Regions from separate parts of the Mus musculus genome. Here all the other regions are linked to region 2. Evidence: chromatin loops called from intact Hi-C (ENCODE). Cell type or tissue: heart. All regions are shown on one strand. Region 1 overlaps Marchf6 (membrane associated ring-CH-type finger 6). Region 2 overlaps Cmbl (carboxymethylenebutenolidase-like (Pseudomonas)). Region 3 holds the start of Marchf6 (membrane associated ring-CH-type finger 6). Region 4 overlaps Ankrd33b (ankyrin repeat domain 33B). Region 5 overlaps Marchf6 (membrane associated ring-CH-type finger 6). Region 6 overlaps Marchf6 (membrane associated ring-CH-type finger 6). Region 7 holds the start of Ropn1l (ropporin 1-like).

What was found. Hi-C counts contacts between places; a loop is a spot of excess contacts. Peaks named below come from ENCODE experiments on the same cell type or tissue, not always from the same donor. Only the 100,000 strongest peaks of a DNase experiment are listed, where the experiment ranks them.
Region 1: a loop joins it to region 2, with 3 times the contacts of the local background. A loop is called at or near these places in 21 of 42 quality-filtered maps.
Region 3: it touches region 2 in a loop (3-fold over the local background); 21 of 42 quality-filtered maps call a loop at or near these places.
Region 4: a loop joins it to region 2, with 9 times the contacts of the local background. A loop is called at or near these places in 37 of 42 quality-filtered maps.
Region 5: a loop joins it to region 2, with 3 times the contacts of the local background. A loop is called at or near these places in 15 of 42 quality-filtered maps.
Region 6: it touches region 2 in a loop (4-fold over the local background); 18 of 42 quality-filtered maps call a loop at or near these places.
Region 7: it touches region 2 in a loop (5-fold over the local background); 16 of 42 quality-filtered maps call a loop at or near these places.

What each region holds. Positions count from the first base shown.
Region 1 is chr15:31,480,520-31,484,519 of GRCm38, reverse strand. Marchf6 (membrane associated ring-CH-type finger 6) reads left to right here. Exons shown (of 26, transcript NM_172606.2): 16 at 1,597-1,716; 17 at 1,922-2,022. Among named protein-coding and RNA genes, the nearest start is that of Ropn1l, 29 kb to the right of the region's middle. In heart, no CTCF peak of the experiment used is centred here; no DNase peak of the experiment used is centred here.
Region 2 is chr15:31,584,452-31,588,451 of GRCm38, reverse strand. Cmbl (carboxymethylenebutenolidase-like (Pseudomonas)) reads right to left here. Exons shown (of 6, transcript NM_181588.4): 4 at 3,015-3,157; 5 at 193-284. Among named protein-coding and RNA genes, the nearest start is that of Cct5, 15 kb to the left of the region's middle. In heart, no CTCF peak of the experiment used is centred here; a DNase peak (open chromatin) is centred at 1,741.
Region 3 is chr15:31,528,812-31,532,811 of GRCm38, reverse strand. It overlaps Marchf6 (membrane associated ring-CH-type finger 6), which reads left to right and starts at 1,775. Exons shown (of 26, transcript NM_172606.2): 1 at 1,775-2,009. The coding sequence starts at 1,991. It overlaps Gm41287 (a long non-coding RNA gene), which reads right to left and starts at 1,708. Exons shown (of 3, transcript XR_875101.3): 1 at 875-1,708; 2 at 1-697. In heart, no CTCF peak of the experiment used is centred here; DNase peaks (open chromatin) are centred at 1,681 and 2,321; H3K4me3 peaks cover 3,258 bases; H3K27ac peaks cover 2,476 bases.
Region 4 is chr15:31,313,799-31,317,798 of GRCm38, reverse strand. All of the region lies in intron 2 of Ankrd33b (ankyrin repeat domain 33B), which reads left to right. Among named protein-coding and RNA genes, the nearest start is that of Ankrd33b, 52 kb to the left of the region's middle. In heart, a CTCF peak has its summit at 1,998 (motif pointing left); a DNase peak (open chromatin) is centred at 1,938.
Region 5 is chr15:31,495,320-31,499,319 of GRCm38, reverse strand. Marchf6 (membrane associated ring-CH-type finger 6) reads left to right here. Exons shown (of 26, transcript NM_172606.2): 6 at 578-746; 7 at 3,127-3,316. Among named protein-coding and RNA genes, the nearest start is that of Marchf6, 34 kb to the left of the region's middle. In heart, no CTCF peak of the experiment used is centred here; no DNase peak of the experiment used is centred here.
Region 6 is chr15:31,470,225-31,474,224 of GRCm38, reverse strand. Marchf6 (membrane associated ring-CH-type finger 6) reads left to right here. Exons shown (of 26, transcript NM_172606.2): 21 at 2,427-2,608. Among named protein-coding and RNA genes, the nearest start is that of Ropn1l, 19 kb to the right of the region's middle. In heart, no CTCF peak of the experiment used is centred here; no DNase peak of the experiment used is centred here.
Region 7 is chr15:31,451,527-31,455,526 of GRCm38, reverse strand. Ropn1l (ropporin 1-like) reads left to right here and starts at 1,838. Exons shown (of 5, transcript NM_145852.2): 1 at 1,838-2,114. The coding sequence starts at 1,984. It overlaps Gm49208 (a long non-coding RNA gene), which reads right to left and starts at 1,856. Exons shown (of 2, transcript XR_003951491.1): 1 at 1,615-1,856; 2 at 1-847. In heart, no CTCF peak of the experiment used is centred here; a DNase peak (open chromatin) is centred at 1,846; H3K4me3 peaks cover 1,683 bases; H3K27ac peaks cover 1,699 bases.

The DNA of each region.
Region 1 (4,000 bases), 100 kb after region 2:
AGGATTCGGAGGTGACAAACAGAAACAAACACAGAGGTAGTTTGAATCTGAGTTTATTTTGCAGCTCTCAAGCAGGAGTTTTTATACATTTAAAAAAACATATTACAACTCTCAGAAGATGTTTTCAGTGAAGCAATCACAAATCCTATCTTTATCATTTGGCACAGTAAAGCACAAAAATCTAGCAAAAATTACAACTCTGAAAAGTTGTATTCAGTGAATCACAAACAGAACAGGTAACATGATTAATAGAAATCATCCAAGCGTTACAACTCTGACAGGTAAAATAAGTGGGGCAGTCATCTGAGGCTAGTGGCATATTTCTAAGAGCAGGTTAATAAATATTTATGGTCAATTGTTTAACTTCTAATGGCTGATTTTTTTTTTTTAAATAAATCTTCAATGCGTAAATTTAAGCTATTTTAATTCTTTTTATTTAAGGCTTTCTTTACCATATACCAAAGCCCACCTCCAATGACACATGTGTAGCCATATGAAATTTTATTGTTGGGAAAGTTTTTAATCTATATCTATATAAATTTATAAATGATTTATAAAGTAAAGCGTTGGTTTACAGAGATAAGGTCATGTTAGTGACCCCATTTCAAGGGATGGTTTCTTACCCATTATTCTTGCTTAGATCTTGGCCTAGGCTACCAGGAACATGTAAATAAGAGAAAATAAAACAGATAAATTGCCATGAGAACTACGGCTTAGTGTTTTGTTCTGGCCAAGAGTTCCACAGCCGGTTCCTGGAGGCAGCCTTCTTTTGAAGTTTTTGCCTCAGTCTGTGGAACTTGTCACACAGATTCTACGGGGCTTGGTGTAGCACTGGACATCATCCCCGAGAGGTTTGAAATATGAAGTATTTAGGAACAGGCACTTGATTGCAGAGTAGCAGTGGGGATCCTTTATGATCACAGGCCACTTGCCAGGTAGCTGCTGCCTTCACAGATCATGTTCTGAGTGATTTAAAGATGAAAGGAGGTTAGTATTTCCTTACTGTACACCTAGCTTCATGCACACCAGATTCTATGCTGTACCCTGGGGTAATACTGAGGTACAAGACAATTCCTATCCTCCTCCGTTCCTGGGAGTTAATAAAGCTTTTGAAAAATTAGCTTACTCTACTAAGACTGTTGCTGGAGGAGAAGGCCAATGAAGGCAGTGGGGATGGACTGTGAAATCACAGACTGAATATCATTTGTGCTTTAATCTGTACAAGGTTTGCGGACAGTAGGGGGTGGGCCTGAGTCTTTTCCCTTAATCATGCAATGTATAGTAATGTTTGTATGTTTTAACCTCAGTGATCCAGATTTCTTGATAAATTGTTTTCAGCCAGGTTTTCCAGTTTATGATTAAAAGCATCAAAGGTCAATAAAAGCACAATAGCTTTATAGTTTCTGGCTAAGGAACTTCTTTTTTCCATGAATTGTCAGGGTTGAATTTTAGGTGCCAAAAATAACTTTAGGACATTGTTTTTTTTGTTTTGTTTTTTTTTCTTTTTCTTGTTTTTTTTTTTTGTTGTTGTTGTTAATTTTCAGATGCACATAGAGATGTTACTGAGTATCTATCATACTTGAAATATATTCACAGGTACTTCGACCTGGTGTCTTATGGTTTCTGAGGAATTTGAACGATCCAGATTTTAATCCAGTACAGGAAATGATTCACTTGCCCATTTATAGACATCTCCGAAGATTTATTTTGTCAGTGGTAAGCAGGTCTTTTTATTTTTATTTTTTTAAAAATCAAGGCATGCTACCTATTAGCTTCATACAGTGTTTTTGTTGTTTGTATTCTTTTAGATTGGGAGGACTGGGAGAACATACTGACTGTATTTACCTAATCCTGTGGAGCATAGTTACCAAGTATAGTTTCCTAGACTCACAGTAGGGTTGTGCCTTGTTTCTTACTACAGATTGTCTTTGGCTCCATTGTCCTTCTGATGCTCTGGCTTCCTATACGTATAATTAAGAGTCTCTTGCCTAATTTTCTTCCTTACAATGTCATGCTCTACAGGTAAGGATTTTGGGGGGTTATTTTGGTGGTTTGGGGATTGAACTCACTGCCTAGCATCCTAAGCAAGTATTATACTACTGAGCAACATCTCTAAGTCTGTAGATACGTTCTTAAAACTTAGGAAAGCTGTCATTTATCCCTGCTGGGGATCTAATATTCATTTTATGTTAAACATTGTATGTGGTAGTCCCATCTTGCCATAATTCTGAGAGTTACATTTTTCTTCTCCCTTCCCTCCTCCAAGACAAGCTTTCTCAGTGTAGCCCTGGCTGTCCTGGAACTCACTCTGTTAGTCAGGCTGGCCTCAAACTCAGAGATTTCCTTGCCTTTGCCTTCCAAGTGCTGGGACTAAAGGCTTGTGCCTCCACCACCTGCTCAATACATTTCTTTCAAGGGATGACTTATTTCATTTGTTTAAGAAGATTCTTTTTAAACCACACTTAAGGAGAATTACTAACATTGTTTTTTCTTTGTGTACACCTTTAACTATGTACTAAAAGCAAGACTCAAGGCTTTCATCATTTTGTATTAAACTTTCCAGTGACTTTATTACCCCATAGTTCACCTTAAGCTATGAAGAATGAGATTGCTTCCTCAAATTTACTTGTCCTGTTAGTTCGTCCTTAAGAACTTAGACTAATGTTACCACTCAGTCGTTTAGTTTCCATTTCCCTTTGCTCTCCATTATCATCACAGCCTCATCTCTGCTGGCTCTGGGTTTTCTGAAAGGTAGATTGTACTAATCCTGTGTTAAAACATTGTCAGTAGCTCTCCATAGGAGAGGTTACATTTATAGGCAAGAAGACAGGCTTTAGTATAGATGGAATACATAGTATGTTTAATACTCACTACTGTTCTAGGGAAAAGAAAGGAGCAGAAAGAATAGAGAATGTCCAGGAGGGGTTTTAATTTATAAGGCGTAACAGAAAAAGACTAAGGTGACAGTTAAGGAAAGCCCTGAAAGAAGGTGAGGTAGGAGTCCTGAACCAAGTGGATCAGGCAGGCACACTAGCATTTGTTTGACAGACTAGTTTGGCTAAGAAGGAGAAAGCAAAGTAGTTAGCTCTGAAGTAAGAGAAGACCTTGAAAGCAGCTCTTTGAGTTTGGAGGCTATAACAGGCACTTTGATGTTTAGTCAGAAGAATTGGGTAGCTTGTAGAAGGCTATGCAGGTCACTGTGCCCCTTGGTGATCAGAGATAGAGTAAGAGCGCCGGGAAGACAGTGTGAGATGATCCTGGTGGAGATGAAGGAAGCACCAGCGGAGTCTAAGAATCAGTTAGGATTGATAATGTTTAGAAAGTCAAGGACTCGCCGGATGTGGTGGCGCACGCCTTTAATCCCAGCACTTGGGAGGCAGAGGCAGAGGCAGGCGAATTTCTGAGTTCGAGGCCAGCCTGGTCTACAAAGTGAGTTCCAGGACAGCCAGGGCTATACAGAGAATCCCTGTCTCAAAAAACAAAAAACAAACAAACAAAAAAAAGAGTCAGGGACTCTAGTGGTTTGGATGTAAGCTGTAAAGAAACTTCTGTAAAGAAGTCAGGGAGTCAGAAATCCTGTTCTTAGCATGGGAGGATATAGAGTTACATGTATGAGAGATATGTGATTAATAGAGAGAGCAGGATTAATAGTTTGGTAGATGCTTGGTCACATCAGCGTGCATCACTGAGTTCCACTGTTGATATTTAAGTTAGGAGTCGGGGAAGAAATCTCTACTACTGTAGATAAAGGTGGTATTCCAGCTAGAAGAGTCACAGTCATACAAAGAATAAGCTAGGCTGAGAAAGAGGACAATACTTGGGCTCTTGTGCTTCTAGACTGGGGAGTCAAAGGGGGAGCAGCTCTGTAGCACACTGCTGTCCAGCACAAGTGAGCATCACAGCATGGTTGTTGGTGAACACCAAGGAACCAGGAACAGCTTCAGTGGGGTTTAGGAGGATAGCCTCACTGACTTGGAGAGAATGGGAGGAAAGGCTATAA
Region 2 (4,000 bases):
TTCAAATCCCAGCAACCACATGGTGGCTCACAACCATCCATAACGAGATCTGACTCCCTCTTCTGGAGTGTCTGAAGACAGCTACAGTGTACTTACATATAACCAATAAATAAATCTTAAAAAAAAAAAAAACTTTCTCTAAAGATGTCATGCTATGCAATTAGATATGCAAATGAAGGGCTGCCTACTCACCTGCTCAAGTGGAATCACAGTGTCATTTTCTGCAAAAATAAACAACGTTGGGTTCTTCAAATTATAAACATCTTCAGAATCTCTGATGATACCTAGAAAGAGTTGAGGGGCATTGACTTCTGCAGAAAGCTGCCTGAATTCGGTATGGTTTTGCAAAGTAGACCATGTGGTCAGAGACCTGCTTCCATGTGTTAGGGGTGGAAGTGGTATGCATGCTTTCTTGTGCATGCCCACATGGGGTCTAGTGCACCTGTGTCTGTGAGTGTGGAGGCCAGGTATCTTAAAGTCACTCCTCGTTTTCACCATAGGATCTCATTGAGCTTTGAGCTCAGGGATTTCTGCACACTGGCTGGCCAGGGAACTTGAGGAACCCATCTGTCTCCACCAGCCCAGTCCTGGGGTGACATGTGCAAAGCCTGACACACACACACATAGCAGATTTTCATGCAGATGCTAGGGATCTGAATGCAGGTCTCCATGGATAGGTGGCCAACACTTCACTGCCTTAGCCATCTCCCCAGATGTGTGTGTATTGTTATTTTTAGTAAGCCCACAGAAGCCTAGCCTATGAGATTCTGAGAATGTGCAACCGATTTAACCAGATCTTTTTACTCTGCATCCTGTTCAACAGGAACCAGGCCAATAAACTTGATGCTGCTCTCTCCTGAGATGGCTTTATACATCAGGTCGTTTTTCAAACCACCACTCTAGAACTTTCTACAGGGACCCCACATGTTCAGTAAACTAGACCGTTTTTTTGGTTTGTTTGGTTGGTTGGTTGGTTTTTTGATTTTGGTTTTTTGAGACAAGGTTTCTCTGTGCAGTCCTGGCTGTCCTGGAACTCTGTAGACCAGGCTGGCCGCAAACTCAGAAATCCGCCTGCCTCTGCCTCCCAAGTGCTGGGATTACAGGCGTGTGCCACCACTGCCCAACCTTTTTTTTTTTCTTTTTTCCTTTTTTTTAATTTTTAGACAGTTTTATAAGAAGAACAACCATTGGACCAAGTTATTATTCAAACAGGACCCCAAAGAGACAGGGTCTACGTGTCTACAGGTTATTGTATATGTTTTATTGCTCATCCTTGCCTGAACATCCTAAAGGTTAATTTGTGCAAAGTATTGTTCTGCCAGGCTTAGGGCAGCCCACTGGTGCCTTTGGTTGGAAAAAGGCAAGTCCATGCTCTGTTGGGAGAATGGGCAGGAAAGGACTAGTGAGCTGGCTCACTTGCCCCACAAGCCTGATCCCAGAACCCACATCAAGTTGTTCTCTGGCTTCCACACAGGCATTGTTGTGTGCAGGCACACATGATCAATGATTTTAAAAGATGAAAGGAAAAACAACTTTTTTCCTGCTTCCTGCCACTGTGAGAGCAGAGCTAAGTAACACACAGTGTCTCTCCTCCCTGTGACTCCTCTCCAGAAGACGTCGAGCCATTGAAGGGATATCAGTCCTCCCTGCACAACTCTGACAAAGCCAGATAATAGGTCTGGACATTCAGTGGATGTCTCTTTTTCCTGCCATAACCTGCCACTCACATGCACAGCAGCAGCCAGCAGGTGGCGCTAGAAAGGCATGCATCCAGGACCACCTTTTAATTTACCCATAGACACCATTGGCCTGAAAATTGGCTGGTCTCGTACTAGTGATTTATTGCATTTGTTTTATGTAAGACTAGCTCTCACTATGTAGCTCATGCTGGCCCAAACTTTTCAATTCTGCTTCAGCCTCCCAAGTACTGGGGTCACAAGTACCATGCCTCACTTTATCTCCTTTTGTGTAAGAAAATATTTTGTTTTGTTTTGTTTTTTTTCCTTAGTGCTAATAGAAGATGAAACACCATGTCCGGGAGTTCAAGCGCCAGATAGAAACAGCTTGTGAATGTGTAACTTTGAAAGAGCAGTCAACTTTCCTATATTTGTTTTTGGCATATTTTAGTCTGGATGCTTTTGAATTGTACATTCAGTGTGCTGTTTCTGTCAACCGATAAAGGGTTCTTATCTCATAGTAAAAACAACTTTGTTTCCTGTTGGCTAAAATGTAAATGTTGGGGCTGAAGAGATGGCTCAGCAGGTAGGAGCACTGGCTCCTCTTCCAGAGGACCCATATTCAATTCCCAGCACCCACATCGCGACTCACAACATTAAGCACAGGGGATCTGACAACCTCTGCTGGCCTTTGTAAGCACCAGGGCACACACATGGGCATGACATGCATGCCCATACCAGACTCGGGAGGCAGAGGCAGGTGGATTTCTGAGTTCGAGGCCAGCCTGCTCTGCAGAGTGAGTTCCAGGACAGCCAGGGCTACACAGAGAAACCCTGTCTCGAAAACAAAAACAAAAATCTGCTAATTAAAAAGAAAGTTAAAGTTGCTGTTTGTGGTTTGCATGCGTGAGTGTGTATGTGTGTGTGTGCGCACGCGCACGCGCACATGAGTACGCACAGACTTGTGAACGGGTGCACATACACATGAGAGGTCAGATGACAACCTTGGACATGTTCCTAAGGGAGCCTTTCCACCTAGATTTTTGAGACAGGATCTAGAACTTATCAAGTAGGCTAGGCAAAGTGACCAGTAAAGCCCAGAATATCACCTGTCCCTTTCTCTCTTAGCATGAATTCTGGGGACCAAATTCAGCATCTCACACTTGCAAGACAAGAGCTATACTGACAGAGCCATCTCCCCAGCTCTATTTTTAGATTCTGAAAACCATGCTAAGCTGGTTTACCACACGCCATCGGGTTTTGTATTGCAGCATGTGGGAGAAGCCTGTCACTCAACCTTCCCCTGCTTTCCCTGAGTAAAATGTGCTGGGCACTTACCATAGACAGACACCCCCGCCCTGATGTCCGGGTATGCCGTCATCACTTGGTGCACCACAACACCCCCCCAGCAGAAGCCCACAATGCCAATCTTCTGAGCATGACACTGTTGTCTCAGATACCTCAAGACAGCATCAACCTCCCTAGAACAGAAAGAGAAAGGCATTGCAGACAGAGCTGCCCGGGCGGACCCTCAGGGTCGCTGGTAACTGGAATGTCTCAGTGAATAGTACTTGATGTTTGTGATTTCTCTGGTGGTGAGAGCCAGAATTTCCTAGAAAGGAGCTGTGACATCAAGGCTCACTGACTGCTTAAAACTCAGTGGCTATAAGGAGTCTGGGATGTTGCAGGTCTGGAGCCCGATCACAGTTTATCTTGAGCTACCTTTAGCCCATTAGTGAGCCATTCTTTGCCCCTGTGTGTTGGCTCGAACTCCTGTAATTAGCAGATAAAGTCAAACCTATCACCCTGATAAGTAGATTAAAAGAGAAAAAAAAAAACCTTTGGAATGTATCAACTCAACAAAATTGTGTACTCCACCAATCAAAGATCTAAGAATGCTATCAGATCACATCTGGGTCTCATAGCTGAGATTACTCTGCTGCAACCGCCCAATTAATGTTTCCACCAATGTCTTTGGAAAGTGTCTTGATTTTGAATCTGTCTTTGTTCTGTTACTATAAAAAACAACAACAATAGCAACAAGTTCATGGTAGAATGTAGAATTTGGGGTAAACTAAATCTCTGCAGCTTGTAGCTGACCAATCAGAGAAGCTTATAGCTAACCAATCAGAGAAGAGCAATCTCCTCATCAGAATGAGTTTTCAGGATGGACTACAGAGCCAACGGGGTGGGGGATGATGCTCTCCAGGTTGCTGGGAGAGAGGCTATGGACCAATGGGCTGCCGCTGAGGTGGGGACTTTCCTGAGGATGAAGCCAGCATACAGGAAGTGGGGCAGAGCTGTGATGGACAGATGAGAGCTGG
Region 3 (4,000 bases), 56 kb after region 2:
GATGACTGCAGTGTGAGACCATCTGCTACAGTGACTCCTATCAGGTCTAGCCTACTCCTACCTCCATTGCTATTCACTGTAAGCATGGCCAGGTTCTGGGTTGTGGCATCATGAGGCCAGTTCACAAGAGTAAGCATGGTCCACAGATCTCAGCTTTTCTGTGTGACACATATCCTTTCTTCACTCCTGTTGCTGCAAGCTGCGCAGGATAGGGCAGAGGATGAAGGTGATATGCATACCAGTGTGTGTGGAATCAGGAGCTGAGCATCTGCATGGGGCTAAACTTAGCTTTTTTTTTTTTTTTTTTTTTTTTGTGAGAAATCTCAAAGACAAACCTACAGGGACTGTCTTCTGTTGGGGGCTTTTTTTTTTTTTTTTTTTTTTTTTTGGTCTATTCTATTGTGTTCTAGTACATCAAGGTAGAAGAGAAGGAAGGTTAGAGGGAAAGGGGGATGTAGACCTTTTTGACTACTCCTGATCATTAGGGGCATTGAGTTTCTTGAGATCAGTCCAATCTTCCACAACAGGGCATCTCCAACGTCTCATTAAGCAACAGCAACAGGAGCAGCAGGAACCAAAAACCTCCTCCTCCTCTTCTGCTTCCTCCTTCTCTTCTGCCTCCTCCTCCTCTCCCCACTTCTTCTTCCTCAAAGCACCTCCCACTGCTCTGGAGACTGCCATTTAGATCACTCCCCTCCTAGAGTACGAGACAATCATAGTTAACGGTTGTGGCCCATCTGAAGCAGCCCCATATCCCACACCTGGGGTTAAAACAAAAACAGTCACATAACTTTTTTTTTTTTTTTTTTTTTTTGGTTTTTTGAGACAGGGTTTCTCTGTGTAGCCCTGTAGTCCCGGCTGTCCCGGAACTCACTCTGTAGATCAGACTGGCCTCCAACTCAGAAATCCACCTGCCTCTGCCTCCCAAGTGCTGGGATTAAGGGCATGCACCACCTCTGCCCGGCCAAAATTCCGTTTCTTGAATCTACTTTCCGTTATGTGCACGTTTAAGCATCCGGGTTGGAAACACTTTTCTTCTAATCTGTACTATCTTATTTAGAGAAAGCTCTAAGGATTATGTGAGGAAGGTGGCCTACTGATGCGAGCAGGTCTGAGTCTTTCATCATTCTTTCATCAGCCATTTAGTTCTGGCCAGGTAAGCTTCCCTTAATTGTGTCGCCATCTGAACCCATTTCCCTTAGAGGTAGATTCAATGTTGGCTTTCAGCTGTGAAGACGTGGTCTTTCCACTCAATTGCATAAGCCTCCCCAGGAGAGATTCTGATAACCTGGATGCTCGTCTTTTTCCATCTTAGGGATGCTTCTGTAATTCTTTCAGACGTGCCTCAGAACCACTCAAGAGCGGAACCAAAAATGCTCGTTCCGGGGCCGACTCTGAACGCCCCGGGAGTGGCGGTCGGGTACCCCAAGCTGGGACCCTTTGTCCCCCACACCCGCTCCGGCGGGCGGGCGGGCGTGCGCGCCGGGCTCGCTCCCGCCGCTCCGCGTTCCTTTTGTCCCGGAACGCGCCCGCGCCGCCGCCGCCGCAGCCGCCCCTCCGCGAGGTGCCTGCCGCCTGCCTCTAGGTTTTCAGTCTCCATCCCGCGCGCAGCCTTCGCCACCAGTCAGGCCGTGTTTCGCACCCCGCCCCCGCCTCCGCGAGCCCGGCGCGAGCGCGAGCGAAGGCGCGCGCCGGATGTGACGCGCAGCGCTCCGGCGCCCCGCCTTTTCCGCCGCGCGCCCCGCCCAGGCCCGTCGCTCGGCCGCGCGCCCCTCCCCCCTCCCCGGCGCTCGCTTTCTGTCAGTCGCTGTCCCTGTCCCCCTCGCCCGCGACCGGCTTCCTCTCGCACCCGAGCGCACGCACTTGCCCGGCCCGCGTCCTCTTCCTCCTCCACTCCTCCCGCCCGCCCGCCCGCCTTTCCCTTCGGGCCCCGAGGCTCTGCCGGGTCGCGGGCGCCTCGCGGCTGCGTCACCGCCGCCCCCCAGACAAGATGGACACCGCCGAGGAAGGTGAGGCGGCGGCGCCCGCGCCCTTGCAGCGGCGCCCGCGCTCCAGTCGGGCCGAGGCGCTCGCGGCGGATCCCGCGGGCAGTTTGCTTGCCCGGCGGGCGGGCGGGCGGGCGGGCGGGCGAGCGCGCGGCTCGAGCTGGTCCTCCAGCGGGCTCGGATCGGAAGGTGACCCTCTGCGCGCCCCCCGCCGGTTCCCGCGGGCGACGAGGACTCAGCCTCGGCTGGGACACTGGGGTGCCAGGACTTCGGTGTCCGAGACGTGGGGTGCCGGGACGTGGGACATCCCGGACGTGGGGGTGTCGCGACGTGGGGTGCTCGAGACATGGGGATGTCGGGAAGTGGGGCGCTGGAGACCATAGGGTGCCCGAGGCGTGGGGCTGCCGGGGACTTGACGGTGTGGAAGATCGGGGCCCCGGCCACCGCCATCCCGCGGTCCGCGGAGGAGGGGGCCGCAGTGCGAAGTCCGGGGGCGTTTCCACTCCCCTCCCCCACTCGTTTTTCCCCCCTCCGTGTTCGAGTCTGTTTGCTGTTGTCCTGTAGGCCCAACCTCTGCCACACAACTTCTTTGTTGACTTTGAAACTTCGCGGAAAATACCCCGCGAGGTGACGACTGCTGAGTGGACTGAACTGACCCCTGCTGCAAAATCTTGCTCTCTGTTTGCCTTACCCTAACTGCACTGACCAGACCCGAGAGGGGACGGTTTCTAGAGACTATTGGAGGAGGGAAAGGCGAATATTTAGGTTTCTTCTAAATCCTTGTCACCACAAAGCAAGGGTTTGTTTGTTTTGTTTGTGGACGTGTACTTTGGATGCGGTTGTTTTGAATTAGCAGAGAACACGAAAGAAAAGCAGCCACATGGGTGTAGAAAGCAGCCGCTTACCTGACGTTGTGGCAAAGTGTTTTAAAGCAGTTTTTAGAGGCACTGATGTATTAGTGAGTCTGTAGAGGAAATTATTGATCATGTACTTACTAGTGCAGATACTTACTGTTTAGATATATTCTTGTTCGAATGAGCGTTCTTTTCAACCTCAGGCTTTATTTTACCGACTTTACATGCAATCGAACCATCAAGCACTTGTATTGAAGTCATTAGAGTAATAAAAAGTTTAGTAATAATGTGATGAGTTGATTTTTTTTAAAAAAAAGTATTGTTTACAAAATATGCACAGGAGGATTGATTCACTTTGACGTTCCCGACAGCCCTGCGGGGTGGATGTGTGTTACCTTTCGTGGCTGTGGAAATGTAGGCTTATTTAATAGCTTGGTTAAGGTTCACACGGGTGGTAAGAAACAGTTGACCCTATTTTCATTGTTTGTCGCTGCCACTTCATTATGCTACAGTACGGTTCTATTCAATGAGTGAAGCTAGTTGCCATTGCAGAACTTTGGGAAAGAAACTGTTGAGGATTAACAATCGCCCAGGTTGATCTTGTGTTTACATCTCTGTAGGTTTCACAGCCGTTTATATTCAGTGCCTGTCTTTGTTTTGTTTGGTTTTTGAAATGAGTTCTCCATACTCCTCTGTTTCAGCATCTTGTACTACCATGCCTGGCTTTGATTCGAGTTTGTTTGTATTTTGCTCATATGTATTTAATCGTTGTTAAATGCCATGTGTGCTGGGACTCAAAACCTGGTCCTCTGTAAGAACAAGTGCTCTCAACTACACATAATCTCCTTTGATTTAAGTTTTAATGACTAAATCTAGCATCTGTATTACTTGGCTTTGCACTGACATATTATATGAAAACCTGATTTTTTTCCACCTGGGCAGTTAGTACTTCACAGATTTATGAAATGACCACAGGTATTAGTAACTCAGGAATTGAGAAACTGAGTGTGATGTCATGAAGGAAATGGTACTTCTAGTGCTTGAAGGTACTTTTTTTTTATTGGGATAAGATATAAGTGATGTTTTAAAAATCAATTTGGATATTGAACTCAAAGTAACTGATCACTTAGTGAGGACTCAGAGTGCTTTCCCTTTACTAAC
Region 4 (4,000 bases), 270 kb after region 2:
AGGTGGTTGGTTTTCCAGGGAGGCCACAGCCCTCATATCAGCTGGATTTCTTAATTTCAACCATTGTCTAGAAATTGCTGCTTGCAGTAAAGTCACTACAACTTGTGTGAGAGAGACCACCTTCCCTCCTTTAACACTGTTTTACTAGTCTGCACTCAGCAGGTCCCCAAGTAGCCATGGCAACCATGCCACCCAATGTCAGACTTTACACCAGCATTCTTTATTCTCTGACCTTTGCAACCTTAAAGCCTGTCCCTGGTGACAGGCCTCCTCCAACATGGCCATGCCTCCTCCAACCTGGCCATGCCTCCTCCAACCTGGCCATGCCTCCTCCAACATGGCCATGCCTCCTCCAACATGGCCACGCCTCCTCCAACCTGGCCACGCCTCCTCCAACCTGGCCATGCCTCCTCCAACCTGGCCACGCCTCCTCCAACCTGGCCATGCCTCCTCCAACCTGGCCATGCCTCCTCCAACCTGGCCATGCCTCCTCCAACATTGCCATGCCTCCTCCAACCTGGCCATGCCTCCTCCAATAGGCCACACCTCCAATCCTTCCCAAACAGGTCTACTAACTGGAGTCCAGCATTCAAATATATGAGCCAATGGGGGCCATTCTTATTAGAACCACCATAAATGGCTAGGATAATGCTGTTGAGGTTGTGGTTTTAATCTTTTCCCCCCTTGACTTGACTAGGAACATTTTCTGTGAGACTCTTGCAGTTGTGCCTGGCCCTCACAGCATCTAGGTTCACTTCTGTCTCTCACCTAGATGTCTAGTGTGGAGCTGGAGCAATGGCTAGATTTAATTGGCAACTTTACACAACCTAGAATCACCTAAGAGTCTCTGAAGGATGGTCTAAATTATCCTGACTTTGAGCATGTCTTGGGGGGGGGTGTTGTTTTGATTACATTAATTGATATAGGAAGACACTGCCCACTGTGGGTGGCACTGTTACCCCACTCCCAAGTCTGGGTTCTGGGTGTTTAGAAAAGGTAAGCTGAGTAGCAAGTGTGTATCCATTCTCTCTGCTCCTGACTGTGGATGTGATGTGAGTAGCTGGTTGAACTCCTGCCTCAGTTTCCCCGCGGTGATGGACTGTGACCTGGAATTCTAAGCTGAATAAACCCTTTCTCCCCTAAACTGCCTCTTTTTCAGGGCATTTTATCACAGGAATAGAAATGAAAGTAAAACAGATTGGGTCATGGCTGCTGTGAGCTCCTTGATGTGGGGACCCACTGTAAGGGCAGTGGGTGCTGGGAACCGAACTTAGGTTCTCTGAGAGAGAGGAGTATGCTCTTAACTCTGAGCCATCCAGTCACCTCGTCAGTCCTATTTAAAAAAGGCTTCCTTTGTTATTTTAAAATGCTGTGTGTGTGTGTGTGTGTGTGTGTGTGTGTGTGTGTCTGTGTGTGTGTGTGTGTGTGTGTGTGTGTGTGTGTGTGTGTGTGAGAGAGAGAGAGAGAGAGAGAGAGAGAGAGAGAGAGAGAAAGGGTGTGTGTCTGTGTTCATGCACTTGTGAGTCCAGGCCAAGCCCTTCATTTTTAAAACAATAGTTTTATTACTTCCAATCATCAGGATCTTGTTTTACTTTGAGTTTTAGGAAGGGCTTGTTTTCTCCTCTCCCTCCTCCTTCCCTCTCCTCCTTCCCTCTTCTATTGTTTTAAAGAAAAGATTAGAATTTGGCAAGCCTTTGGTTTCCTAACCCTGCCTGCTCTTCCACTAAACTACAGAGCTCTAGCACACTAACTGCAACTCAGTCAGGCAGAGCGGGCTCAGACACTGCTCTCCCTCCCCTCCCTTTCCTCTCCTTCCCTCCCCTTCCTCCCCTTCCCTCCTCTTTCTTCCCTTTCCCTCCTCTTCTCCACCTTTGCTGCCCAACTCTGGCTTTTCCCCTCTTCTAATAGGGATTCCCCGGGTATCCCAGCACGCCTACTGGGGTACTGCATTTCCAAAGCCAACAGCTCCCTCTACTGGCCCGATTTGGAGAACTACACTGAGTCAGACAAGACCCTGGAAAACCAAATCCTCTAACACTGAGCATCTTCCTAATGCTGGAACCCTTTGACATAGTTCCTCATGTTGTAGTGACCCAAAACCATAAAATTATTTTCGTTGCTACTTCATAACAGTAATTTTGCTACTGCTATGAATCATAATGAAATATCTGATATGCAGGGTATCTGCCGTGTGATCCTGTGGGAAGGGTTGAGACCCAGAGGCTGGGACCGCTGCTGTGTTTCCATTTCTCCCCCCTTTCTTATTATTAGATATTTCCCACAGTTTCCATTTCGAATTCAGCTTTGCACAGATAAAGGAAGACCTTTTTCATCTGTCCCTGTTTTTAGTGACAGGAAGACCCTTAGCCGTAAGGGTCTTGTGCTTGTGACAATGTTGAACGAGTTGGTGATTGCTTACTTCGTGGCCATTTAATTTTAAACGATGGGATCATGGTTTATTATTAAGGATCTGCTAAGGGAGCGTCTCTGGATTCACCGAGCCTGGAGTCTGCGGCAAGTTAGAGGGCTCTGGCTCACCTTAGCACACTGCGGGTCAGGGTGCAAATGCTGATGCCAAAACCAGAGGATGAATATTGGAAGGGATAGTGCATCAGGTAGTCAGATGAAGGGAGGCTGGGTGATCTCGGTAGGGTGTATACAGGGCCCATAGGTTAATAGAGGAGCTGTAGCCACAAAGGTACTTACATAGCAGTGTTTATGGTGGCATTATCCATAACAGCTAAGTTATAGAACACACCTAGGTGCCCAGCAGCTGGAATGTATGAGGACATATGGTATGTGGACATAACAGATTTTTTTTTCAGCCATAAAGAAGGAAGTAAGTTACATTAGTTGCAGGAAAATGGATACATATGGAGACAAAAGTTTCCAAAAAGACAAATATTCTATGTTTTTTCGTTTGTTTGTTTGTGTTTCCTTATTCTATACAACTATATGATCATGTACCCACACATACACAACACCAAAGAGAAGTAAAACTGTCTAAGTCAGCAGTTCTCAACCTGTGGGGCGTGGCCCCTTTGGGGGGGGTCACACGAGCCTTTCACAGGGATAGCATATCAATATCCTGTATATCAGATATTATGATACGTAGCAATAGCAAGACTAAAGTTACGAAGTAGCAATGAAATAAAGATATGGTTTCAGGTCACCACAACATGAGGGTCAGCATTGAGAAGGTTGAGAGTCACTGGTCTAGGGAAGAGCAGAGACAAATGAGCATGGGTGGGTGAAGAGTGGAGGCATGAGCAAGAGTCTGCCCAATGTGCCATGTGAGTGTGTGTATGGATGTGAGTGTGTGACTGTATGTGTGAGTGTGTGTGTGTGAGTGTATGTGTAAAAGGTTGCCCAGGCTGAAGAGATGATGACTCAGCGGTTAAGAGCACTGACTGCTCTTCCAGAGATCCTGAGTTCAATTCCCAGCAACCACAACCACAACCCACATGGTGGCTCACAACCATCTGTAATGGGATCTGATGCACTCTCCTGGTGTGTCTGAAGACAGGTGCAGTGTACTCATATAAATAAAAATAAATAAATAAAACTTAAAAAAAGAAAAAACCCTCAAAGCAAACCATAATACAAAGGAGAGCTGTGAGGTCACCAGGTGAAGGACAAAGGCTCTGGTTGGGGGACAGATATTTTGCTTAGTGCTCTCTTAATTTTTTTTATGTTGCCTTATAATTTCTAAGTTATTCCACTCTGCATTCTCCTTCTAATCTTGTTCTCCCCTCCAGCTTGATGTGACAAAGCCTTACTCCCAATGTTCTCTCTCCAGTGTTATGATTTCCAATGTTATGCCTGCCAAAGTATCTTTCCTAGTCTTTTGTAACTTTTCTAGGAGAATAAATCACATGTTTTTTTTCAAGCATTCTTTTTTTTTTTTTTACAAAAGCTCACATTATTTTTGTAACATTATTTTTGCTGGGAGAGGTGGCTTAGTTGTTAAAATCTCTAGAAGTTCAAACATAAATTCAAA
Region 5 (4,000 bases), 89 kb after region 2:
TGCTATGTGAAGAGTTTCTGTGCCATATATTGTTTCTTCTTCTGATCCATAGTATGCTAAATGTCTTCCAGCCTTTTTCTTTATGTTGCTATTAGACCAGGCACTAGTGAGTTTTCTACCTGTCTCATTGATGAGCTTGCTCATTATATGTACTTCTGTGTTGGTTAAACATGAAAGTTCTGTTAAAAGGACCAAGCATATTTGCTCACCTAAATTTAGTAAATTTTATAAATGCAATGCTTGGTTTTGTTGGATCCCCTCCCCTCCCCTCCCCTCCCCTCCCCTCCCCTCCCCTCCCCTCCCCTCCCCTTTTGCTTATACTCCTGTTTCTTAGCCATGCTAAAAGAATAGGGTGGATAGTTAATAGCTGTATAATCTGATGTGTTTTATATCTACTCAATATAAGTATATAATAATATAAATATATAAATGTACATATCTAGCTTACAAGTTAGAATTTCAGCATCATTATTTTGAAGCAACTGCATTTTACTGAAAAATTAAAATTTGTTTTTCTAATTGTTTTTCAAGTGTTCTTTGGAGTTAACTGTATCTAATTATTATTATTTTAAAATAGGGAAAATTTGTTGGCGGATTGCTTGCAGGGCTGTTTTGTGGTGACGTGCACACTTTGTGCGTTCATCAGCCTGGTGTGGTTACGAGAGCAGATAGTCCACGGGGGAGCCCCAATTTGGCTGGAGCATGCTGCTCCACCCTTCAATGCTGCTGGACACCACCAAAATGAGGTAAGCCCCTCACTTGCCATGTGCCTTACAGGGGCAGCACATGAAAGTCTTTCACCCTCTGGGATCCAAACCCTTGACCTTCATGGGCCTTACAGTGTGCTCATTTTACAGGAGAGGACAGTGGGAGGGGAAAATATTTTTGTATCTCTCTCTCTCTCTCTCTCTCTCTCTCTCTCTTTTGGTTTTTCGAGACAGGGTTTCTCTGTATAGCCCTGGCTGTCCTAGAACTCACTTTGTAGACCAGGCTGGCCTCAAACTCAGAAGTCCGCCTGCCTCTACCTCCCAAGTGCTGGGATTAAAGGCGTGCGCCACCACGTCTGGCTGTAACTGTCTTTTAATGTTCTTGCTAGACTGGGAACAGTGTTAGAGGGAATAGTAAACACTCTTCCATTGTCTTTGCTGAGTCAGCCGGTTCACTTGGGCCTGGAAGGTAAGAAACAACTTCATCTATATATTTGTCTGAGTGGTGGCCATGCCTGTAATCCAGAGCAGATCCAGGGGCGCGCACACACACACACACACACACACACACACACACACACACACACACAGGAGAAACAACCTCTAGGTAGATTTCTGACATGCTCCACAGCACTTAGGAGTGCTCTCTACCTATCCCAGCTTTCTTCTTCATGTGAAATGCCTTTTCTTTTCTGCTGTGTAGGAAGAACCTTCTCCAAAGTAGAAAATTTGGACCAATCACAGTAGACGTGCTTGCACCCTAAGCTAGCTATTCCCTGGAAGTCACACTGGACAGAGAAAAGTCTTGTCACTTCCACACATGCAGCGTGTTTAGATCTATGTATAAGGGCATGTGCACACACAACACCCTAGAAAGAATTGTGTGCATTTTTCTTAAAAGTGATAATAACATGCTCAAATACAAGGGGACTTGCCAGACTGTTACTAGGATAGTATATCAAGTGATGGTTAGTATCTTGCCTGCTGGGAACTTATGGCCAACAAGATTACACATTAACTATTCAGTAAAGTGACAAATTCACATTTCATACACTCTTTTCAGAGAAACTCTTTTCAGAGAAACAGTTGGTCACAAACTATTCAATGATAATTAATCTTTCTTCCTGTGATCTAGTGTTTTTTTGTTTTGTTTTGTTTTGTTTTTTCTTGTTAAAAATATTTAGACTGTAGCAGAAAAGGATTTCAGATTTAATGAAATCAGAGTACACCTTGTCCTTTGGAAAGCATATGTATGAACTCAACACCGCAAGCTCTGGTACACACTGGTTCTGGGGATGGAATGGAAGGCCTTGTGCATGCTGGGCAAGCACTCTATCTCTGAGCCACACCCTTGGGTCTCGAAGTGTAGCCCAAACGAGTCTCAAACTCACATTCCTCCTCCCTCTACCCCAGAAGTAGTAAGGGTGCATTACCATGCCTATTCAGGTACTGCTATTAGTTTAAGTTCAGCATGGTTGTTTTTGTACCTCATATTTTGAAGCATTTCATGTAGTCTTGTTTTAGAATTCTTATTAAGTCAAAGTGAATTATGTTTTAACTTAACAGTTAATTATAATTATATCTTTGCATTTAGTTATTGGCAGGACTTTGATTTGTTAAGTTTTCTGGTATTGAGGATTGAGTCCAGGGCTTCTCACTTGCTGGTACCTACCACCCCTTTGAGCTACATCTTCAGTCCTTTTTATTTTCCTGTGAGACTGGAAAGGTCTGGTCAAGTCCAACAGAAGGCCTCAAATTTATAGTCCTCCTGCCTCAGATCTTTTCCCCTGCAGTATCTGGGATTACCACTCTGGGCCACCATACTGGGTGGGTATCCTAAGGGAAGATCTAGAAGAAAGTGCATTTGGTAATTGATAAATCCCAGTCTCTAGGTCAACTAGAAGTCATTTACTCAGATGTTCAATTGCAGCCAGTGAAGATGTATGTGTGTCTGTCCATGTGCATACAGTTTTAAAAATGTTTTTTGCCCCTAAGGTAGCCAGATTTATCAGCCCATATTTTATACTGCTTTTGTTTTTGCTTGTGCATCCCCATGCATAAATGTGGCTGAGCATGTGCCATGGTGTGCATGTGAGGGTCAGAGGGCAACTTGGTATGTACCCTTGCCCTCTCCCTTACTGGAGACAGCGTCTTAGATTCTCTGCTGACTGCTCCACAAGCTTCCAGGGGTGCTTCTGTCCCACGTCCTGTTTCCATGCTGGGGCACAGCATTACAGGAACATTACTGTGCCCAGCTTAAGTGGGTCCTAGGAATCCAAAACCCAATCCTTTGCCCACAGAAACTACCTCCTCAGGCCTGTAGTGCTTTCTGAAATGTGGACATTGTAAAGTGAGTTCATGCCGGGCAGTGGTGGTGAATGCCAAGTAAGTGAATTCCTGGGCTTTTCTCTTATTTTAGGCTCCTGTAGGAGGAAATGGTGCAGAAAACCCTGCTGCTGATCAGCCAGCTAACCCAGCAGGTGAGAATGCAGTTCTGGGTGAAAACCCTGATGCCCAGGACGGTCAAGCAGAAGAGGAAGAGGAGGACAATGAGGAGGAAGATGATGCGGGTGTAGAAGATGCTGCTGATGCCAACAATGGAGCCCAAGGTATTGGCTGCTCCATGCCCTTGCTCATTCTTGAGGGCTGCCAGTTATTTTTAGCTTGCACTGAAGATAGAGAGTAATATTTTCATGTTTTATGATACGTTCAAGTTCTGTTTGTGACCTCTTTCTGTTTTGACAAGCTAATATTTATAAACATACATGTATGTATGTAAGTTGCTTTCTGTGAAAGAGGGAACATGTGTATTACAGTTCTTTATACAAGACTGACCTACTGTCCGTCCGTCCTTCCTTCCTTCCTTCCTTCCTTCCTTCCTTCCTTCCTTCCTTCCTTCCTTCCTTCTGTTCGTCTGTCCATCTGTTTGTCTGTTGGGAAAAAATGATTAAGTGCCTGATTCCCCCCCCCCCCCCCCCTTCTTCTTTCATGGTGTTACTGCACTTTTCAAATGGAAAAGAACTGTAGTGGACACTGCAGGCCAGGTGCCACCTCTGGAAACCATTCTTATTTTCTAGAAATGGGAACTCTGGAGGGTAAAATACGTGTTCAGTTGTCAGAGCTCACTGCCTGTCCTCTTCTGTTATCGTTGAGTCCACTTGGCTAGTGTCTGTGTTCATTGTGCCAGACACTTGAGACCAAGTATACAGCTGTGAACAAAATGCCTGGGCCTGCCTTCCTGGGAGCTTCTGGTCTAGGGAAGAAGTAGGAGACATAACATTGTATTGGTGTAT
Region 6 (4,000 bases), 110 kb after region 2:
GTTCCCAAGTGCCGTGGTCCAGTTTTGCTGTGGTTGGCACTTTCAGCTCCCTCTTCCTCAGTGATTTCTGAGCATGGGGAATAGGGAACAATTTTTTATGCTTTAATTTAGTAATGTGAGTAATTCAACATTGTTGCACACTGTTAAACATTTCCCTTAAATCTGTTGTAGCATGGTAGAAGAGTAATTTAAGTTCATAACAGAAGAGCTTTGACAGGGCACATTTGAGGGTAATGAGGCCTGCTTCCTTCTCTAGGTTACCTCTTAGCTACAACATAACTTGTGAACCCATCTGCCCTCTCAAAAAGAGAGGGGAGGGGAGAAAGAGAGAAAGGATGGAAGAGGCAAAGCAGTGGAGGGAGAGAGGAATAGAAATGAGCTATTAAATGTAGCACTAATCTAAAATCTCAGAGGCAAACTGTAAAGTAGGCATTTGTATACAGCAAGTGTATATACAAGTGTCAGTGGTGATTTTGGTGTCTTACAATTAGTATGCACATTTACTTGCTTCATGGAACAAATATATCTTTCCCCTTTTCTTGTGGCTTGAACCCCAGGGCTCACAATGGTTGACTACCCTCCTGGTCCAATTTTTATTTGCCTTTAAGAGAGCTATTTTCATACACAGACTATTTTGTGAGTTGATAAGAAGTCTGTTTATCATATAGCTTGTAATGCTTGACTGTGGAGTTAGCTTAGTTTGACTAGAAAGTAATATACAGTTCATCAAGCAAAACCATGAGCTTAATCATGGAGACATGCATTCAAAGATTTTTCTGTGTAGCCTCAGCTGTCCTGGAACTTGCTCTGTAGGCCAGGCAGGCCTGGAACTCAGAGATCCACCTGTTCCTGCATTGCAAGTGCCAGGATTAATGGCATGCACTGCCATGCCCATCCCTGTAGTCTTTCAAATGGATGTTGTATTTATGTTGGACGAGAGATTAATCCTTGGAGAATGACTGAGACAATAGCTAGGAAATGCTTAGCACACTGACCCTCTATCTAAGTATTCAGATCATATTAGGAGAACAGTCCAGAACAAACAGAACACTAGAGACTGATTCATCTCTCAAGCCTTGTTGAGAATCAGTTATGTAAAGAAAGTATTCAAAAAAAAAACCAAAAAAACCTGCTTGAGCACTTAACTGTGTGGTTGCTCCAGAGCTGCACTGTGACTCACACTTGATAGCCCAGCACTCAGGACACCAAGGCAGGAGGGTCACTTTTGAGTTTGAGACCACCCTGGACTACAGTGTGAAACCCTGTCTCACAACAAAAGACAAAGCTCAAAACTGACGATCTTTAGGAAGATCTCAAGTCTGTATTTTACTGTTCCATGTTGGTGTTGATTTTTTTTTTTTTTTTTTTGAAGCCTCCTCCCCCCACTTCCCCTGTTGACGATTTAAATTCAGATCTTTCTTCAAGGGACCCCAAAAAAAAAAAAAAAAAAAAAAAAAAAAAAAAGAAAGAAAAAGAAAAAGACTTAGCATGTCTCTGGGGAGTTCAAGGCACTGAGGATTCAGTATTTCATAAATAAATGTGTTCTTCAAGGCAGTTTCTAAGAAAGAAAGGGCCGACCCTGTTAGGCAGGCCAGACACAGTTTAATGACAATTGCCTCTTCTAAATGGATCTAAATTAAATATTGATAATCTTTTTTTTTTTTCTTTCCATTTTTTATTAGGTATTTAGCTCATTTACATTTCCAATGCTATACCAAAAGTCCCCCATACCCACCCACCCCCACTCCCCTACCCGCCCACTCCCCCTTTTTGGCCCTGGCTTTCCCCTGATTATTTTTAAAAAAAGTTTATACAGTATTCTTTGATGCTGTGTTTTGAAATGTTATTATGTCTACTTTATTTTAAAAAGTTTAGTTTTTTTGTGCTCATGAATGGATCATTTGGGAGAAAACCCAAATTGTAATGTATCTATAAAAAGTATTGATAGCACAAATAATAGAAAACTTGTGTCTTTATTATATTAGCATAATAATTTCAGTTGGTAATAAAAAGTAACAGAAAGCCGGGCGTGGTGGCGCACGCCTTTAGTCCCAGCACTCGGGAGGCAGAGGCAGGTGGATTTCTGAGTTCAAGGCCAGCCCGGTCTATAGAGTGAGTTCCAGGACAGCCAGGGCTATACAGAGAAACCCTGTCTTGAAAAACTAAAAAAAAAAAAAAAAAAGTAACAGAAGCACTAATATTCATAACATCCCAGGCTAGAATGAATTTGTAGGTGGCCTGGCAGATCAGGACACTCAGCTCATTGACTCTCTGTGTTTTGGGTGTTTCTTAACCAAGTAATTCTATTTCCTAAAGTGTTGTTGGTTGTTTTTGTTTATTCTGATGTGAAAATATTTATAGAACATCAAGATTACAGTTCTCTTTACCTAGCCACATGTCTCATTTGTCAGCCTTTCTATTTTCAGTATTTGCTGGCCGTTGGTTAATGTCATTTTGGACGGGGACTGCCAAAATCCATGAGCTGTACACAGCTGCTTGTGGTCTCTATGTGTGTTGGCTAACCATAAGGGCTGTGACGGTGCTGGTGGCCTGGATGCCCCAGGGACGAAGAGTGATTTTCCAGAAGGTTAAAGAGTGGTCCCTCATGGTAGGTTTCTGGAATAAGAGATTGATCTTATTGATGGTCATAAATACTTTAACAGCTATTTCCCATTTGTTTTCTTACTGTGTTACTAGTTTTCAGGAGAGTTATCTTTTTATCAGAAAGCACATTTGTTTAAGATGGTAACTTTCTATTTCACTGGAACCATAGTTCTGGAAGTACCCAGACATACATACTTAAGAGTCAACCAGAAGGGGCTGGAGAGATGGCTCAGTGGTTAGGAGCACTGGCTGCTCTTCCAGAGGTCTTGAGTTCAATTCCCAGCAACCACGTGGTGGCTCACAAACATCTGTAATGGGAATCTGGTGCCCTTGTCTGGTGTGTGTGAAGACAGCAATGGTATACTCCCATAAATAAAATAATCTTTAAGTGGGGGAGGGGATAGGGAGTTTTTGGAGGGGAAACCAGGAAATGGGACATTTGAAATGTAAATAAAGTAAATATCTTAAGTTTAAAAAAAAAAGTCACTCAGAATCGTGAGCTGCTAAGTAATCTGGTGAAAAAACTAAGAATTACAGAAAGTGCTATTGGAGATGGGAGTGCACAGTTAGGAAAGTCATTCTCAAAACCTGAGTGTGGAATCAATTCCTGCCCACACCATTGGCCGGGCTAGTAAATATGGTCGGCACGTCTCTGCCTACTTATTAGGGGAATCAGCTCTGCATTTTCTATCTGACTTTATATTTTGCTTTCTCTTGGAGTTTATACATTTATATTTATGCTGAAACCATTTTTAATGCTTTAAACATATTTGCGCATACTATTTGATACCACATGTTAACTTGGTATATGTAGTTTGTTCTAATCAGGCTAGCAAATTCTACTTTTCCATCATTGTACAATTATGTCTGTAGTGAGAAATTTATTGTAGGTTGAGTGGAGGAGGTTAAATTGCTATTTAGTCCATGGGTAATAAAGCACTTACCTATATTTAAAATACAGAGAACAGATAAGTTTAGTTTTATTTGGTAATTTATCCTATCTTCACAAATGCCATGTAAAGAGGTACTATGTGTTCCACTAATACCATGTTTGGTCATATGCAAGAGTATCCACTGAAGCCACCGTAAAAAAGAGGTCACCAGAACACTGACTTCATTGTCAGTATTTTTATAGCTTCTTTTACTTTGTATCAGTTTATTCCTATTTTGCTACTTAATCCAAATTTTAAAGCTGTATTATGAATACATTAGCTGTAGCTGCTAATGTAATGAACAGATAGGCAGCATTTCTTGATAAAAAAAAAAAAGACTATTCTGTTGGCTTGATGAATTACTTTAACTGGAGTTAGGATGAGTTACGGGTTTTCCTGAAGGCTCACAAATCAGCTTATGAGTTAGGTTGCTTTGGGACCAGTGTTTTGACAAATCAGTGTTT
Region 7 (4,000 bases), 130 kb after region 2:
ATCAGAAACCGTTTTATGTCATTGCCTACATGCCTGAGAAGGAAAGGGTTGCGTGGCCTTTTCTCCTTTATGATTGTGAGATCTTTCGGTTTTAGGGGCCATTTCTAGTTTTTCTAAGTTCAAGTTTTTCAAAAGCTTTCAACATTTTCCTCATCTCCACCCAATTAAATACATTGCTGTTTAATGTAGGAGTGGTGGAAATATGCTCTTTGAACCCCAGACCTCCCTCTTTAATCTGTGAAGTTGAAAGTCCTCGCCAAAGGAAACCAATACTCAAAACTGGTTATCTCCTGAAACACAGTGATTAGGAGAGTTGATGTGTTAAGTGACTGAAGATGTCTGCCTCCAAGGACCACAAGTGCAGAACAGATAGTAACCAGAAGATGGAAGAGAGAGCGAGAAGTCAGCTGCCCAAGCCAGCACACAGGACTCCCTCCGGGGAGACCGCTGAGGCCTAGCTGCTTCCTCAGTGGGCTCGTTAGGTCTGCACACATACACACCTAGTCCTCCATCAGCCTCCTGCTGCTACTCTGCAAGCCTTTAAAACCATGGGTAGACTGTCAGCAAGGCACAGGCCCCTCTGCATCACTTTATGTTGTTTAGCCATTGCGTTGGGTTTTTTTATTTTGTTTTGTTTTCTTTAATCTCCTTTGCTTATACAACCGTGCCTAAGACTTTCTTTCGGCTCGTTCATTTATGCTTTAGGATGTACTTGGAGGAGGAAGGAGCTTCTTGCTCAGGAACCACACCCATTTTGCTTAGGTGGCCATTTCCTTGCCATAGTGTATCTGGTAAAGCAGACACTTCCGTATGTATTCAGTGGATTCCACACAACGGGGCATGGATGCTGAAATTAAAAAAAAAAAAAAAGTGAAGTATTTGGACTGGTAACAGAATGAAAAGCAAACATTCACACTACAGATACTGTACAAACGAACTAATAGTAACTTATGTAGGGAAAAAAAAGGTCAATGTAGGCTAGGCTCACTTTTTTTTTTTTTTTTTTTTTAGATACAACAGCAAAATATAATTCACTTAAGAAAACAAAAGCTGAATTGTCACAATTTATACCTGAGACTTTTAAGAATAAAAGGAACAGACACCTGCACACCCAGATTGTTTTACAATCTTTTCCGCTTCACCAGTCATGTGGTGGTGGTGGTGGTGGTGGTGGTGGTGGTGGTGGTGGTGGTGGTGGTGGTGGTGGTGGTGGTGGTGTGGGTGGGAACAGACTTGTTGCTTCTTGAAGCGCTAAATGTTGCCCAGGCTGGTCTCCAATTCCCAGCTCAAATGAACCCCAGCCTTGCGAGTCTCGCAGTCCCCACATCAGATTTTAACTCTGTTGGTTTTACCCGATTGTGTTGTTTTTCTTTGGAGACCATGATAGAGGTTTTAATAAAAGTTAACCTACCAAGCTACATAATAGGCATTATTATTTACTCCTTATGCCTATCCCCCCCCTTAGGATAAATATTGCTAAGTCGTTAGAAAATCCTGTAGTCCCCAGATAAACGCTCATTTCTGTCAACAGTGTCTGAGAGTCCTTGTTTTCCCATTCTATTAACTAAATGTTTTTTTGCCAAGCTGCTTTGGTTTGGAAATGTGTATTCATACAGTGGGTGTGTGGACCAAATGGAGTCACACGCCAAGCCGAGACCCTGGTCGAGACCTCTTGGGGTTCGGATTAGCGCAACCTCCGCGTTTTAGGAAAACAAGCTGTTTTATGGCGCTCTCCGCTCTGTGGTCACTCGTTGGTCACAGAGGCCAGCCGGACGTCCGCCCCTTGTTTGCTGAGGCTGTGCGCATGCGCAGCTCGGGTTGCCTGGAGACCGCACGCCACAATCGCGTGCTCTATCCGCTCTGGGCGGTTGGGCCTCAGTTTCCTGAGGGGGCGGAGCAGTCCCTCCCCGCCGCCCGCTGCGCTGACCCTGCCTCTCCTCCCCGCAGCACAACGTCCCAGGCCGCCGCGGTCTCCCCAGAACGATGCCGCTGCCCGACACCATGTTCTGCGCGCAGCAGATCCACATCCCCCCGGAGCTGCCGGACATCCTCAAGCAGTTCACCAAGGCTGCCATCCGTACGCAGCCGGCGGACGTGCTGCAGTGGTCGGCGGGGTAAGGCCGGCCAGGGAACCTCACCCCGTTACCGAGTACAGACGCCGACGTTGTGGGTGTAGACTAACAAAGCTTGCACACCAACCGCGGGGCAAAAAGTGGCTCCGCTGAGTTTAAAAAAAAAAAAAAATCAGTTACAGGGATGTTATAAATGAAACCGCCCAGAACAACTGAATTATGCCCCCACCCACCCCCAAATGAGGCAGAGGTATGTGAAAGCTGCCACCTGAGAAAATTGTCCAGCACAGCTCACAGCTAGCGAACCTTCACACTCTAGAAACAAGGACAGGAACCCTTTCAAGGGCCTGACCATTATAATCTTAACACTCATTCTTTCGGTTTTACAAGAGAACTGTGCCACTTTTTAAATCACGAGAATAACTATTTTTAGCCAAAATTTGCTAACTTTCTCTGAACTATATTAGCTAAGGTGGTTTCGTTACTTTTGGCTGTTTTAACAACTCGACTTTTAAAAAACGACAGCTCTGGAGGTAAAAGCAACAAAACATCTGGAGCAGGCAACAGGCGTTTGGGGTGGCTGCTTCCATATCAGACTCGGCTGTTGGAACTTCCTGGCCCTTCTACAATCCGTGGGTTCTCTTCTGCCTTCCTCTCCTGAGGAGTCCTGTGATACATTTAGGAGCCATACCGTTTCTTCAGGATAGTTTCCCCCATCTAAAGTCCTTAATTGTGCAAAGACGCTTGCCATGTAGAGTACCTCTCACGGGGCTTCAGGGGACAGGACCTGGATGTCTTACTTAGCTCCGTCAGGGTCACCTGTGAGCCCAGCGGTCCCTTTGTCAGTTCTCTCAATAACCCCTCAGCGATATTACATATGCTCGAGCCTTAGAGAGAAGGGCTAGGGTGTCTTTATGAAAGTTTATTTGCACTTCAAGTCTCCGCCCCTATTGGCACATTTATTAATACTACAGAGAGAGTTTTTTTGAAGCCTTACACAAGAAATCCCTGATTCATTAGACTGCCGATGAGGGAACAACTATGAATAGGTGTGAATCCACCAAGCCACAGCATTGTAACCGGGGCCTGGACTTTTAGGTCAACAGTTCTGCATCTGTTTCTCTCGTGGCTGTCCGCACCACTCCTTAGCTCATTAACGAAACCACAGAGAGGAGCACAAAAGTCTTAGTAGTTATAGGTGGAGTTGACCCTAAAGGGTGAAGAGAGAGGGGGTTGCCTTTAATCTATTCAGTCTTCACTATCCATGTCCATCTATCTATGTTTCAGATTTAGATGGTTTCTGATAACTCATAGACATACCTGGTGCCCTGGTGCTTAATTTCATGTTCATCTTCCTGGCTACAAGTTCTTTGACTGTGGCTTAAGACCTTGCCTGGCACAAGGCCTCGTGCTGGCCAAATCCGAAGGGAATTCACTCAAGTTGTTGCCCCAAGCCATTTCTGTGCCTCCTTAACCTCCAGCTCACACATTTTCAGATTCCTAGAATGGAACTTTTTGGGGGGGGTGGGGGTGGGGGGTAGACCCAGGCAGAACTGGGAAAGATGGAAAGTGGGAAGCCTTTGTGTGTCTGCACCACTTAGAGGTGAATGTGTCGAGGTGTTTAATGCCAATTACCTCAGAAAGCAGCTGTTGAAAAAGGAATGACCTTAGGGCATGGGGTGCTGGAGAGATGGGTCTCAGTTAGCAGTATTTGCTTGCTTTCCCAATAGACCTGAATTGAGCTTCTAGCACCCATGTCACACAGCTCACAACCAGCAGTGGCTCCTGTCCCAGGGCCATTCACCTGTACCTACCCACACTCCTGTGTGTGTGTGTTACACATGCACACACATTTAAAAATAAAAATATTTTAAAACAATGAAAAACTTAGCATCAGACTCTGCTTTCTCTGTCTACATTTAGAAAGC